Regions from separate parts of the Homo sapiens genome. Here region 1 is linked to region 2. A link is a contact called in ENCODE Hi-C data. All regions are on one chromosome and are shown on one strand. The core of a region is the stretch at or near the end of the contact, and the rest is flanking DNA. Distances in the headings are between cores, read along the strand shown.

Evidence for each region. A loop is a pair of places that touch in the nucleus more often than their neighbours do. Pooled maps may share reads with other maps.
Region 1: a loop to region 2 is called in a pooled map, with 2.9 times the contacts of the local background. The contact joins the promoter of SLC66A2 here to the enhancer-like site in region 2. A Hi-C loop is called at or near these places in 2 of 37 single-sample maps with no recorded cell type and 7 of 50 pooled maps.

The regions. Positions count from the first base shown.
Region 1 is chr18:79,946,608-79,953,513 of GRCh38, forward strand. SLC66A2 (solute carrier family 66 member 2) reads right to left here and starts at 5,046. Exons shown (of 6, transcript NM_025078.5): 1 at 4,974-5,046; 2 at 4,117-4,418. The coding sequence starts at 4,319. LOC124904336 (a long non-coding RNA gene) reads left to right here and starts at 6,202. Exons shown (of 2, transcript XR_007066429.1): 1 at 6,202-6,472; 2 at 6,669-6,906. RefSeq lists silencers at 4,328-4,447, 4,488-4,567, 4,888-5,397, 5,528-5,577.
Region 2 is chr18:80,197,541-80,205,345 of GRCh38, forward strand. It overlaps PARD6G (par-6 family cell polarity regulator gamma), which reads right to left. Exons shown (of 3, transcript NM_032510.4): 2 at 5,170-5,392. Among named protein-coding and RNA genes, the nearest start is that of PARD6G, 46 kb to the right of the region's middle. Within about 2 kb of position 3,716, at least 3 of the 41 ENCODE cell types and tissues checked have a DNase peak (open chromatin) inside an H3K27ac peak, as active enhancers do.

The DNA of each region.
Region 1 (6,906 bases), core at 3,796-6,295, 250 kb before region 2:
TAGAGGGTGCCCCATAACTGACCAGGCCCACAGAAAAACTTCTCCATGTTCCAAAATCTCACAGAAAAACTCAAGCAGGGCTGGGCACAGTGGCTCACACCTGTAATCCCAGCACTTTGGGAGGCCAAGGCAGGTGGATCACGAGGTCAGGAGTTCAAGACCAGCCTGGCCAATATGGTGAAACCCCGTCTCTACTAAAAATACAAAAATTAGCTGGGCGTGGCAGTGGGCGCCTGTAATCCCAGCTATTTGGAAGGCTGAGGCAGGGAACTGCTTGAACCCGGGAGGCGGTGGGTGCAGTGAGCCGAGATTGTGCCACTACACTCCAGCCTGGGCAAGAGCGAGACTCTTGTCTAAAAGAAAAAAAAAATCCAGCAGAAGAGAAGCTTTGTAGCTTTGTATCTACTCTTAGGCACCACTAAAGCTATCACCTTTAGTAACAAAATGTTATGACCTCTCTGATACAATGTTTTCATTCCTCCATCTAAGAGTGCTCCAGCCTGGGTGCTACTGTGGGTGGAGCTGAGGCTCCCAGGGCCCTGCAGCCCAGTGTGGCCTGATCCCCGCCTGGCCTCTCCGCTTTTCCTCCACATACTCACAGCTGGCAAACACCAGCTATGAGGCATCATTTAGCCCTTCTCCTGGCTTCTGGCACCAACCTGCCAAATCCTGAATGTTGGCATTCCACAGAGTGTGATCTGCTGAATGCTGGTTTTGCAAAATGGTAGTAAGGACTGTAAGAAACAAAAACATGAGTGACCTATGTTTCAGAATCCCTGGGTTTGTACTGTTAAAGCAGCCCCTGCAGGACTGCAGAGCCCCATATGCCATGCACCCCAAATCCCCAACGGGGAGCTGCCCAGAGGGACTGGAGCTCTGAGGACCATGCCCCAACAGCTTTGGAGGCGTGAAGATTCGAACTCCACCTCTGCTCTCCCCGTCTCCCGCCCCTTCTCACCAGAGCCCAGCCCAGCCCCACCTCTGCTCTCTGCCCCCACCCCAGCCCCTTCTCACCGGAGCCTGCCCCCGCCCCACCTCTGCTCTCCTGCTCCCACCACCCCCAACCCAAACACCGAGTGTGCCTGCGCATGCGTGGAGCTGGGGTTGTGTGTGATGCATCCCGCGTGTCACTTCTGCTAAAGCACAAATCCTCTGCCCTACAAACCATGAAATCAAAGAGGCTGTGAACCTACAAAGCCTGGAGAGGGGAAGCCAGGAGTGGGGGGTCACAAGAGGCTCCCAAGAGAGAAACAGAAGGGGTCATCATCCCCCTCTGCACAGCAGGACCTGGGGACCGGGTGGGCACAAGAGGATGTGTGGTAGGTAGGGAGGTGGGCTTCGCTGTGTGGAGTGCAGGGATGGCGCATCCTCAGGCTGGAGGGACGCCCAGCAGGAACGAGCGCCCTCTGCTCTCCCCGCTTTCATCCCACCATCTTCTGGAACACACTGGGGCCCTGCGTGTGCACTCAGTGGTCACAGAAGCCATGCATGACCAGGACAGCCCAGGATGTTGATTCTATGAAGAGACCCATGGACAAAGTTCAGAATTCCCTGGAAGGCTGCCCTGTGCTCCACAAAGAAAGAGCTCAAGTGTCTCTCCAAGGCCTGTAAGCAAGAACTCCCAGTTCCAGCTTCAAACCTCTACGTCAGTGCCAGTTAGGTCATGAGGCAATGACAAGATGGCACCAGGAAACTGGGTTAATCTCTGACTTCTCCAAACCGATACTTAGATGGACATTAGATAGATTCTTTTCTTTCTTTTTTTGAGACAGGGTCTCTCTCTGTTGGCCAGACTGGAGGACAGCTCACTGCAGCCTCGAATTCCTGGGCTTAAGTGATCCTCCTTTCACAGCCTCGCAAGTAGCTAGGACTACAGGTAATGCCCCCACACCTAAGCTAATGTTTCAATTTTTTGTAGAGACGGTGTCTTGCTGTGTTGCGTTGGTTGGTCTTGAACTCCTGGCCTCAAGTGATCCTCCCACCCCGGCCTCCAAAAGTGCTGGAATTACAGGAGCGGGCCACCGTGCCCAACCTAATTTATTTTCTTTTAGCAACTTTGAACTATGAGCATACTGGGGAGGGAAACCTCTAAGCGGAACTTCTTTCCCGTATGGTTATCCACTCTCAGGCAATTTTCCTCCATTATTTTGGAGAGAATTTATTCTATAACCCTGAAGACGAGTGCAGCGCTCCTTCACAACACACACGTGAGCTGGGGCTGTAGCAGGTGGCCTGCCGACCAGCGTCTCCCCAACCCCCACAACATGCACTCAAAGTAAACAACAGCATTAGACAATTAGAAACCTACTTCCAGTCAACCTTACGCTCACTGAGGCCACTGCAGCACCGCCAGCCACGTCTCCAAAGCAGGCGATGGGAAAGAAAGAAGGAGTCTCCAAAATGAGCACCCCTGAACCTCCCTCAGATGCAGCCTGGCCCAGAGACAAACCTCGAGACGGGACTCGGACCCAAAATCCTCCTCCGAGGTCGTTGCAGGGGACAAACCTCCCTGCCTCAGAGACAACTCTGGGGAAGAGGCAGCCAACCCACTCGCTCACCTAAAAATCCCTGGCAGGGGCAAAACTAACACCCAGGGACACATGGACCAATGGCTGCCCATGGCCAGGGCTGGGATGAAGGCCACGGAGCAGGGAGCACCCCGGCTCATGAACACGGGACACCTCAGCATCAGAACTCATCAAATGGACACGAAAGGGGTGTATTTCATGGAATGCAAATCACACCTCAATAAGGTTGACTTAAAAACTAACAGGCGGGCCAGGCGCGGTGGCTCACGCCTGTAATCCCAACACTTTGGGAGGTCAAGGTGGGTGGATCATGAGGTCAAGGGATCGAGACCATCCTGGTCAACATGGTGAAACCTGGTCTCTACTAAAAATACAAAAATTACCTGGGTATGGTGGCAGGCACCTGTAGTCCCAGCTACTCAGGAGGCTGAGGCAGGAGAATCACTTGAACCCAGGAGTCAGAGGCTGCAGTGAGCCGAGATTGTACCACTGCACTCCAGCCTGGCGACAGAGCAAGACTCTGTCTCAAAAAAAAACAAAACAAAACTAACAGGCAAAGAAGCAGGTACGTGATTACTCAGTGACCAGAGTCAGAAGCAGAGTTCTTGACACCAGCTGCCTGGACTCCTTCTCTCCACCCCTCCACCAGGCCCTCTTCATAGGAAGAGCAGCAGACACCTTCCAATCTGCCCGGACAGAGAGGCTGGGATCACCCAGAAGAAAGAAAAATTTCAGACGTTTTTGGCCTTAGAATGCAGCTGTGAGACCTCATTTCCTCTGAAAACTCACCCTCCCAATTATGTCTGCCTTCAACAACTGTTAAAATTAATTTCAATTTCCTTAGCCTAATACAAATACAAAGAGGAAGTTGGGGAGAGGAACAAGACAGTCTCCAGAGAGAGTGACTTCCTATTTAAATAAGGCAGGCCAGGCGCCGTGGCTCAGCTTGTAATCCCAGCCCTTTCAGAGGCCCAGTGGGGAGGGATGCTTGAGGCCAGGAGTTCGAGACCAGCCTGGGCAACAAAGTGAGACAACCCCCCACTCCCCTGTCTCTACAAAAAATACAAAAAAAACAATTAGCCGGGTGTGGTGGTGCGCCTGTGGTCCCAGCTACTCGGGAGGCTGAGATGGGAGGATCACCTGAGCCCAGGAACGTGGAGACTGCGGTGAGCTGTCATGTCATCATGCACTTCAGCCTGGACCACAGAGCAAGACCCTCTCTCAAAACAACAAAGAAAAACTATACAACATGAAAAAGGAGGGCAGGAACGGCTCCTCTCCACAGGCAGGCCTAGGCCAGTGCCCAGCTGAGAGGTCCCTGCTAAGTACCCATGTGGAACATCATGCAAGGAGGCGGATCTGGAGATTTTCTCTGAGATTCTGTGCTCCAACCCCACCGTTTTTCTGGAAAAATAATCTCACCCTAAGAAGTGACTTGCCTGCAGCCACGTACCCCATCCACGGCAGAGTGGGACGCTGGCCCAGCAGGGAGGTGTGGACCCTGCTGCTCCCCCGGCCTCAACCAGAAACCCCAAAGGAGAAACCCTCTTCTCCGGGTGCAGCCCAGGAAAGCAAGCCCCCAACTTACCAGAAGAGTATCCGCAAAATGTTGGCCACCAGCAGCACCAGGCACACGTAGGTGGAGAAGCCGTCGGCGTTCTGCGTCCTGCGAATGTCCCGATACTGCGGGACGTAGGGCACCACCCCTCCGAAGACCATGGCCGCGGCCGCGCCCCAGGACACCAGCTGGTGCAGTGGCACCAGGAGCCAGTCCAGGCCCTCGGCCTCCATCGCAGCGCCCGCCTGGCCGAGGCTGTCACGGGCTCCGCGCCCCGCGGGCCACCGGCCGCCTGCTCATCGCCGCTCCGCGCGCTCCTGCGGCCTCGGGGCCTGCGGGGAGCGGGGAGCTGCTCGAGTTCCGCCCAGGGAGGCTGGGGCGGCGCGCACGGACCCGACCCGACCCGCGCCAGCCGCAGGACCCGAGGCAGAGCGGGGGCGACCGGGGCCCGGGGCGCGCGAGGAGCGGCCCCTGCCTGGGACGGGGGGGTGTCTGGGGGTCCCGAGACGCTCCCGGAGGGGGCTGGGGAGGGGTCCCAGCGCCGGGGTCGAGGACGGGCGAAGCCCCTGGGGTCACCGCCCGGGTGCGCTTAGCCGGCGGGGGTCCACGCGCGCCCCGGGATGGGGTGGGGGAGGGGGCGCAGGGCCCAGGATCGGGGCGCACTGTTCGGGGGAGGGTCACAGGGCCTAGCATGGGGGCGCACGGCTCGGGGGAAGGGGGCGCAGGCCCAGGATGGGGGCGCACGGCTCGCGGGAGGAGGTGCCGGGCCGGGGACCCCACAGGACCAAGCCAGGGGACTGAAGGCCGCGACCAACTGCCCCGGCCCTGCGTCCTCGGCCGCCCTAGGCCGCCCCCCGAGGACCCCGCGCCGCCCCCGCGCTCCTTACCTGCGCCCCCAGCCCCGCGCCCAGCGCCCCGCGTCCCCGCGCCGCTGACCCGCGCGCGTCTCGGCGTCAGTCCGCTCAGGCGCCGGGAAACCCCGCCCCGTGACGTCACAATGCCGGGCCCCGCCCACGCCGGAGCTGCGCGGAGGCGCCGCGGTGTCCTAGAGCGCGCTGGGCAGGGCGGGCGCAGGCGGGGCCGGGAGCCGGGGCTGTCGGGGCGGTGGGGGCGCGTGGCTCCTCCCGCCCGGTCGGGAAATACCAGCCGGGCGGGGCCGGTCCCTCAGGCCTGGCGCCCACGTTAACCCGTCTCCAGCTGTCCCGGCGCGCGGCCATCCAAGCGGAGGGCGTCGTCCTGGAGGGCCGGGGGCGCGGGGTCCGGACGCCCCTCTCACGCGTGTCCTGAATGCGGGCCACCCGGGGACGAGTCTCGTCCAGCTCTGTCCTGACCCAGGAGACCCGGGGACCCGGCTCGGAGTTTGCAGCGCCCAGAGGCGGCCGGGGTCTCGGGAAACGGAGCGCCCCCCGCGGGTCTCCGCTCCGATGCAAGTGCCCCACGAGCAGATGCGCCGGGGCCGTCGCCGGGGGGCCGGCTGGACGCGCGGCCGTCACCGTGGCCATTGTCATTATCGTGGTTGCGGCCACGGTCGCTGTCGCTGCAGAAACGCGGGGCGGCCTCTCCCCATCCCCGTGTAGTTCTCCGGGCTGAACCGTTGGGCGCCTATTTGCAGAAAAGGCAGCTCCTGAGCCTCAAGACAGACTCGGGGGCCAGGCGTGCGTGAAGCCCGGGCCCTGCTGCCGGCCTCGCGTGCCAAGCCAACTCCGAGCCCCACACCCGCCCGCGGGGAGCTGCCCTCGCCCGGGACCCTCTTGGCCCGCGCGGGTGAGGACTGAGGGCGAGGGGCGCGTGGATGAGGGGCGCGCGGGTGAAGAGTGAGGGGAGCGCGGGTGAAGTGTGAGGGGAGCGCGGGTGAGGGGTGAGGGGCGCGCGGGTGAGGGGTGAGGGGAGCGCGGGTGAGGGGTGAGGGGTGAGGGGAGCGTGGGTGAGGGGTGAGGGGTGAGTGATGCGCGAGTGAAGGGTGAGGGGCGCCTGGGTGAGGGGTGAGGGGTGAGGGGCGCGCCGGTGAAGGGTGAGGGGAGCGTGGGTGAGGGGTGAAGGGTGCGCGAGTGATGGGCGGGTGTGTGTAGGGTGAGGGACGCGTGGGTGAGGGGCGCGGGGGTGTGAGGCGAGGGGTGCACGGGTAAGGGGCGAGCCGCGAGGTTGAGGGGTCCACGCTGAGGGTTGCTTCCCCGCCAGCCGCGGCCTCTTCTCCACGATCCCGGCCCCCTGCCCCCTGCCCCCTGCCCGACTGGTTTTATGGGGGATCATAAGGACAGTCACCACCTAACTAGGAGCAAATCCCCAACAATCGAGGAAACAGGGCGCTCCTGCCTTGCGCCCCCAGGCTGGCGTTGGAACTTCTTTAGAGCCAGCGCTGCGGAGCCCCAGCACCAGGAACGTAGAGGTGAGTAAAAGGCACAGCAGGAAGCCTGGGAGAGAAAAAGCAGCTGCCCCTGCTCAGCCGCGCCCTAGCCTGAGCCCAGCAGCCTTTGGGATCATCTGTCCTCTCTGCCCTGGAGGTTGGAGTAAGCTCCGGACCTCCTTGACCCTCACGGGAGCACTGGGGTCCCAGACGCTATCCTCGGTTATCTTAAATCCAGAGGCTGTGGAGGCATGGGGCAAATTGTGCCCGCAGCCTGGGGCCTAGAGCTGCATCTGTGCACGGGGCCTCCAGGAGCCCGGCTCAGTGGACGAAATCTGGCATGCTCGGACGTCACCCCACAGGCCTCACGCCTCAGAGGCACCCCGAAAGGTGAGTTGATGACTGCAGAGTGAGTTTGTACCTTTTCGAACACCACCTGCCGGGGGTCCGAGCCCCCACCCCCAGTCTACATCAGC
Region 2 (7,805 bases), core at 2,466-4,965:
AGTGCTCTGTGCTGAACATCTTTCGGTGTAATTAAGCCTTCATATTCCTGAGGAGGAGCTACTAAGACACCCTACCAAGTCCTGGGCTGTGCCTGGAGGTGAGTAACCACACTGCAGGGTATGCTAGCATTTGCAGAGTTTATTTGATGGATAAGCAGGGAAAAGTTACTGTTTGCACTTCCTGTTTATCCTGCTAAAAATAGAGATGCTCCAAGTATCAACTTGGTTGTGCATTCTCTGGCAAGGGCCAGCTTCCCAAAACATTCCTGCACCCTTGGGGAGGCAGGGGAACAGAGAAGCGGGTCCTTAACACTTAACACATTCTGTATTTACAACCTAAATACGCAGACTCAAGTCCAGACCCTCTCATCGTGGCCAATCCATTCTGGTAACTGCTGTTCTTCTCACTTAAATGGGCACAGCGATACAGAGAAGGGCAAAGACAGCTGTCATGTGTCCAAGGGAAAAGCCCATGGCTTTTCACAGTCCCTGGCCAGATGCAGCAGAAGCCTAGCAAATAAAGAAGAAAGGCAGTGAAGGCCTAAGGCTGGGTCCTTTTGCCCCCAAATGCCATGTAGTCGTTGAGAGAACGTCCGGAGAGAACGTCCGGATCATCCCAGGAGAATGAAAAACAAGTCATTCCTGGCCTGTCGTCTGAGCCTCAAATGCAGCCTCTCTGCAAGTGGGGCTCTTAACCTGGTATAAGCCGAGAGCCCTTTAGCAATCTGATGATGCTAGGGAACACCTTTCTCAAAATAACGTTCCTAAAGGCATAAAATAAAGCACAGGGGATTATAGAGGAAATTATTTTGAAGACAATTATCAGAATAGTAAAACAAATGTGTGACAGATTACTTTTCTTATTCATGCATTAAATAACAATATGTACCGTTGTTTTTAAATAATGATTACTGTAAATGATATTTAGGATATTGGAATGCAACTACCACAGGATATGAAAATATCTCATTTTTATTGGTAACAAAGTGACAGGCCCAGCTAGTCCCATTGGGCTGTGCTGAGTGCCTTCCCAGTGAGGACAGGGAGACAGCTGGGGATGCCACACTCCTGTGCCCACCTGGGGCACTCACCAGGCTTGGAGCCCTCTCAGAGAAGCACAGGAAGTTTCCTATTACCAGGGGAAGAGAGGATTTTTTTTTAAAGTTTTGAACAAATATGTTTATTAAAAAGTCAAAGTATTCACATATGGAGAATGGCTGAATTTTGGAAATAAAGGCTGGAGATAAACCCAGAAAACCTTACCCAGGGCCATGGCTCAGATCCAGGGGTCTGATCATCAGCCTGTCCGCCCTGGTAAGGTAGACAGTCCTTTCTATTTTTAACAGCTTTATTCCGAAATAATTCACATAAACTTCACCCATTTAAAGTGTAGAATTCAATGGTTGTTGGTATTTATGCAAATCTCTAGTTCTAGAACATTTCTATCACTCCAGAAAGAAACCCCCTCCCTCCCAATTCTCCCCACCTCTCAGCCCCTGGCAACCATGAGTCTATGGATTTGCCCATTCTGGACTTTTCACATTACAGAGGATTCTTGTCACGTGTAGTAGTTTGTTCTCTAAAGTTGACATGGTCACTGAATTACTGAGCATAGAACCATTGCTTCCGGGGGACACAGGGTTAGGTTCCTGTTAGCCTCTGGTCACAACATTTCATCAATACACAGTCCTTGAATAATGAGAATCAACTTCCAAAGTCATCATACAATATGGGAACTTTTATGTCCGGCTTCTCTCACTCTTAAACATACGGTTTCTGAGGTTCATCCATCTGTAGCATGTGTCAGCGCATCATTTTTCATGGCTCGATAACATTCCACTGCATGACTAGACACACACGCACATGCGCACACTTTTTTATCCATTTATCAGCTGATGGACGCGTGGGCTGTTCTCGCCTTATGGATATTGTGAATAATGTTACTATGAACATTCGTGTACTTTTTGTGTGGGTGCATTTTTCCATGTGCTAGTATTTTGCTGAAGGGTTTTTACATCTACATTCATAAAGGAATGCTGTTCTGTAGTTTATCACTGTGTCTTTGTATGGTTTGGAGGAAGAGATTATTTTAAGCAACAGATTAATTTTTCTTTTTTTCTGAGACGGAGTTTCGCTCTGTCACCCAGGCTGGAGGGCAGTGGTGCAATCTTGGCTCACTGCAACCTCTGCCTCCTGGGTTCAAGCGATTTCTCCTGCCTCAGCCTCACGAGTAGCTGGGACTACAGGCACATGCCACTACACCTGGATGATTTATATATTTTTTAGTAGAGATAGGGTTTCACCATGTTGGCCAGGCTTGTCTCGAACTCCTGACCTCAAGTGATCCACCCGCCTCGGCCTCCCAAAGTGCTGGGATTACAGGCGTGAGCCACCATGCCTGGCTGAGCAACAGATTAATTTTTTAAAACATAATTGTGGGTTTATTCCAACATGTATTAGGAGAATGCTGACTTTTCCTCTGTGATAGTAAATTCCCTCTTAACATATATTTAAATAAAATACGTCCGTGTACAGAAAGTTATTAAGTAAATGACACAGTGGGTACGGCTGCAGTAGAATCTTGAAAATAGCATGACCGTGACTGACCCCTCGACACCCCTGCTGCAGTAAAAAGGCTGTGGGATTGAGTGTTGCCTCTCAGGGGCCTCAGCTCTGCCCCAAACGCAAACACACAGATTATGAAACATCAGCACAGATTACTATGCAGGGAGGGTGCCTGACTGTGCACCGGAAACAACTGCCCCTGACTGCCACCTGGAATGTCGTCATCTTTACAGTCAAATCCACTGAGGACAGCGAGAGGCAGCTCTGATTTTCCCAAAGACAGGACCGAGGGGCCAGTGAAGGGCTTGTCATCAGCAGATGTCGCTGTTAAGCTCTGACAACAACCCCAGAGACAGGCACTACCACCCGTGCCACAGATGAGGACGGTAGAGCTCTGCGGGATGAGGCGTGTGTTTGTGTCACAAAGCCAGGGAGAAGGTGGGGTCTGAGTTCAGGTCTCCCTAGCTCCACACTGTAACATGACAGAGGAAGGCAGGGGCTGCTGGCGACACGCTCACGCTATAACCACGAGAGACTGAGAAACCCTGAGCCAGCTAGTTAAACTGGGCTACTACTCTGAGGGCAGAGGAAGAAGGAAAAATAAATGATGAAGACTGAACACAGGGCCCCAGCCAGCAAGCTGGAAAGAGGCAGAGTGTCCGAGCTGCTGCTGGAGGTTAGCACGTTCCCATGGGCAACACACAAGCCCACTTTCTGGTCCCAGCCCAGCTTTGATGCATCCCCAGTAGAGGGTGCCAAGACGCCTGGGGCCCACCTCCAAAGGGCACAGTGCCTTCTGCTGGCCTTCACCCCAGCTCCACAGTCAGCGGGACAAAAAGACTTGTTTCCTGCACGATGGGCAACAAAGCCTGTGCGCACATCTGCAGTTTACACACCTTCTTCACACCATTGCTCACCCCACACCATGTGAGCAAATGCTGTGACCTGGGATGGCAGGGGCACAGCCAGGAACACACCCCCACCCTACGCTCCTGGTCGGGTGGAGACAGACGGCAAACCAGCTCTGGGAGCAATGGACAGAGCCCAGAGGAAGCCGAGTAAGAGGACAGAGGACGACAGGCAGAGGGGAACACGGGCTCATCAGATCAAGCAGCTGAGACCAGGCCTTCCTGAGAAGGCAGCCTGTGAACAGATACAGACACCCAGGCAATGTGAAGGGGTAGAGAGTTCCAGGGCAGGGGGCAGGGGGCACAGGCCTCCATTCCAGGACCAGCCAAGCAGCAAGCAGCCACTGCAGAGGGCAGCATACAGAGGACCGAGGTGTGGCACGCTGGAGGCTGTGCAGAGCCATGCAGAGACAGCGAGGGTCCTTGCCCCCAGCAACCCCGAAGGACTGATGTGGAAGCTGAAGCTCAGCCCGTCCCCCAGGCCACTGTGAGGAAGTGACAGCTGTGTTGACTTCTCAGCACCGTCAGCAGGATACCCAGGCCCAGTGAGAACTGCAGATGCAGAGTGTTCTGATCTTGTGCCAGAGAATCTGTCTGAAGTGAGGTCAACGAGTCTCCTGCCGTTCCCTTCATCACCACAAATGGGAATAACAGCCATAGCTAGTATTTACAGAGCAGGGACGAGGAGCTGGCAGCACGCTGCTCAGCATCACCCTCACAGAAACTGGATGGGGGTTACTATGAGGACCCTCGTTTTGCAAAGCAGGACGCTGGGGTGAAGGAGGCGGAGGGCCTCGTCTGAGAACTCGCCCAGCCCGCCTCCCACCCAGCACCCTGCTGCTGCTTCCTCTAGTCTCAGCTCAGCCTTTCCTCCGGGAAACCTCTCCTAGCTGTCCCAGAGACTCTGGCAGCAGATCCATGAGGGCAGACAGGGCACACTGCAACCTCACCTTGCAACTGTCACCACTGGCTGCTTGGTTCCTTGAGGTGGTCAGTGTTCACCACCTGCACCGTGGGGCCGCCCAAAGGAGAGGCAGTCAGTTATAAAAATGCCATTTTCCCAATATCAAGCCTCACCTGCAGGTGCTTCTTTCTTTCAGCATATTATTTTGAAACAACAAGGTTCTCCGAAGTTTGGAGATGGAAAAAAAATCTAAATGCAGTCCAGAGACGTGAGCAGTATGAGGTCCCACAATAAGTCAGCAGTAGGGCACCCCTTCCCTTTCAGCCATTAACCTATGTTAGTAATTTATTTTAACATAAAATGATATTATTACTTATAGCGAAACTGGGCCTCAGAGCTAAAAGTTAACCAAAGTTATCATCGAAAGCTAACATGCTCCCTCCTCCTAACAAGATGATGGAGGGCATGCACCGTAACCCCAAGTTTCATTCTGAGGCCACTGACTCAAGCCTCCTTATCACTGAGTCATTTCACTTCTAGTTAAATGACTGGAAGTATCAATATTATTCTTTCTTCAGTATTTAAAAGTCAGAAGTCAATATCATTTAAAGTAGAAAACACAGTTTAGTATTTTGTCTATTAATGCTGATGAAACAATTTTTAATTTCTTTAATCTCCTACTACAGGTTAGAAAACGAACCACATAGTCCTGTAATGACAGAAAAAATTGAAAACTGTATTTTAAAAATGATTTCTCAACAAGACCAGCCGGCCACTCAACCACTTCAGTACCTCGTTTCTGGATGAAGACCCTGAGCAGGGGATTTGCACTAGAAACCGCCTTGCAGAAGTTGTCATCATTGTTGATGGGCAGCAGGTCTCCGTGCACATCTGCATAGCCAATAGTTACATCACTGTTGGAGATATGGTGGGTGTGCACAACCAGCTTGTAGAAATCTTCAAACTTCCCAGGCTTATGACGGTCCAGAGAGAACCTTCGGAATTCCGCCCCAAACTACAATGCAAGAGACGGGGTGGGGGGAGGGGCATTAATAAATACCAGAGAAATATCCAGAAATAAGGTGTGGTTAGTGTACTTAACAAACAAGTATTTACATTCCACATTTTCTTTAATCAATCATCCACTGATAGACACATAAGTTGATTTCATCTTTGCTATTATGAATAGTGCTGGAATGAAGCTACAAATGCTTTTAATACGATTTCTCTTCCTTTGGGTAGAAACACAATAGTAAGACTGCTGGATCCAATGGTAACTCTATTTTCAGTTCTCTGAGATATCTCATACTGTTTGCTACAGAGGCTGATGAATTTAAAATGTTGTATTAAGAAAATAAAAGGACAAGTATTTATTAATTCTCCACAAGGGCCTGGGGAGATAGTGACAAACAGCTCAGTTCTCACAGAGCTCACAGTGACTAAATAAGAAATTATAATACAGGAAGAGGGACCCTAAACAATTAAAAGCAGTAGTGACTCAGGCAGCAGCTCGCTCATCCACAGAGACCCAGGACGGCCCTCTCGTCCACACTGACCGAGGGACAGCTCAGTCATCAACACAGATGAATATCCTGAGGACAGGATAGGACGGGCTGTGTAGCTCATGTTGTAGGAAAAAGCAACGTCAAAATTAATGTTAATTTTTTGGGTGGCATGAAAGGAGAATCCTTCCTCAGCAAGGTCCCTTGCCTCATCTGTGGTTGCTGAAGGGACATCTGCACAGCTTGGGGCAGGGCTTAGGAAACTCAGAGGCAGGAGAGGACGCAAGGCCGGATGAAACCTCGGGACTGTTTCCAAAGGCAAAAGACCATTAAGACCTTACGGGTCTTAATTTTAAGCTAGGAAGTGTCTTCATTTGATTTGTACTTTAGTAATGGTTACATTTCAAAAGGATCAGAAGTAGACATGAAATTGCAAGAATAAAGGAACCTGGTTAAAATCATACAAGTCCAAGGGAGACAGGATGATGGTCTGGTCTTTTTCCTAAAGGCGACATGTACACCCGCCTCAGGAGCTGTCATTAGGTGGTCCAGGTTTGGGAAACATCTAGGGACTAACCTCTTTTCCAGCAGACCCCAACCCTGGCTCAGATGCCCATGAGCTGCCCGCAGAGCTCCAGGATACCCTCCAAGAGAGGACCCCAGGGGGACATGAGGTTAGGGTCATGCCCAAGGGTTCCGGCTCCTGTCATTCCTCACTCGGCAATTCGGGATCTTTATTCATCAGGTGGTACATATACAGTTGAAAACTAATTAGATTGGTTCCAAAATATATACAAATAAAGTAATGTTTATGGAAAACTAGTCATTATATCATCTAGACATTGTATGAATGAGTCAGGGAAGGTCATCTAAGATCAGACGTGTTTGTGCCAGGATCACCTGGAGGCCCCCCAGAGTTCTGGATTTGACTGTGCTGAGGTACAGCCTAAGAATCTGCATTTTAACAAGTTCCTGAAAGAGCTGATGCTATTGATCTGGGGACCACACACAGAGAACCACTGGTTTTATGGGAATCAGCCACTAGACCTTAACCTCCACAGATTCTTTGTGAAACTGAATTGCTCAAGAACAAATCTCCTTTTCTACCTCCCTTTCAAAAAGCACTTCCCCCAGGTTACCAAAAGCAAAACAAACCTCTCATCCATTGTGCACTGCCCTCAGCAATTAAAAAAAAAAAAAAAATCTCCAGGGCCTACAACAATGGGACAATTCAAAATACTGGCTTGGGGCAGGCATGGTGGCTCACGCCTGTAATCCCAGCAGTTTGGGAGGCCAAGGCGGGCAGATTACTTGAGGTCAGGAGTTCAAGACCAGCCTGGCCAACATGGTGAAACCCCATCTCTACTAAAAGTACCAAAAAATGAGCCAGGCATGGTGGCACACACCAGTAATCCCAGCAATCTCAGGAGTCTGAGGCAGGAGAATCCCTTGAACCTGGGAGGTGGAGGTTGCAGTGAGCCAAGATCATGCCACCGCACTCCAGCCTGGGCAAAAGAGTGAGACTCAGTCTTAATAATAATAATAATAATAACAATAGTTTGGGAAAAGCCACTTTCAATGACTAATCAAAGCCCCTCTAACCTACGGTCTACATACTCAGTAAGGGAAGAAGTGGGACCCCAGAACTTGGTATTTGGACAGTTACATGCTCTGAACACGGCTGCACCCTGGAAGGGGCAGAGGAAAGGGCTCTCCTCTATCTCCTGCTATTGTCAGAAGTGCAGAGCAGAGCAAACCCTTGAAATCTCTCCCCGTTATTCAAGGGGAAACGTTCACCCAAGGATGACACTGGTACAGCATGTAGGCGATGCAGATTCTTTCACACACAGGGGCTCCAAAACTTTAAGACACACATGTAAAGCCTACAACATCAGTTTTATGCGGTATCTTTCAGATCACAAAGCA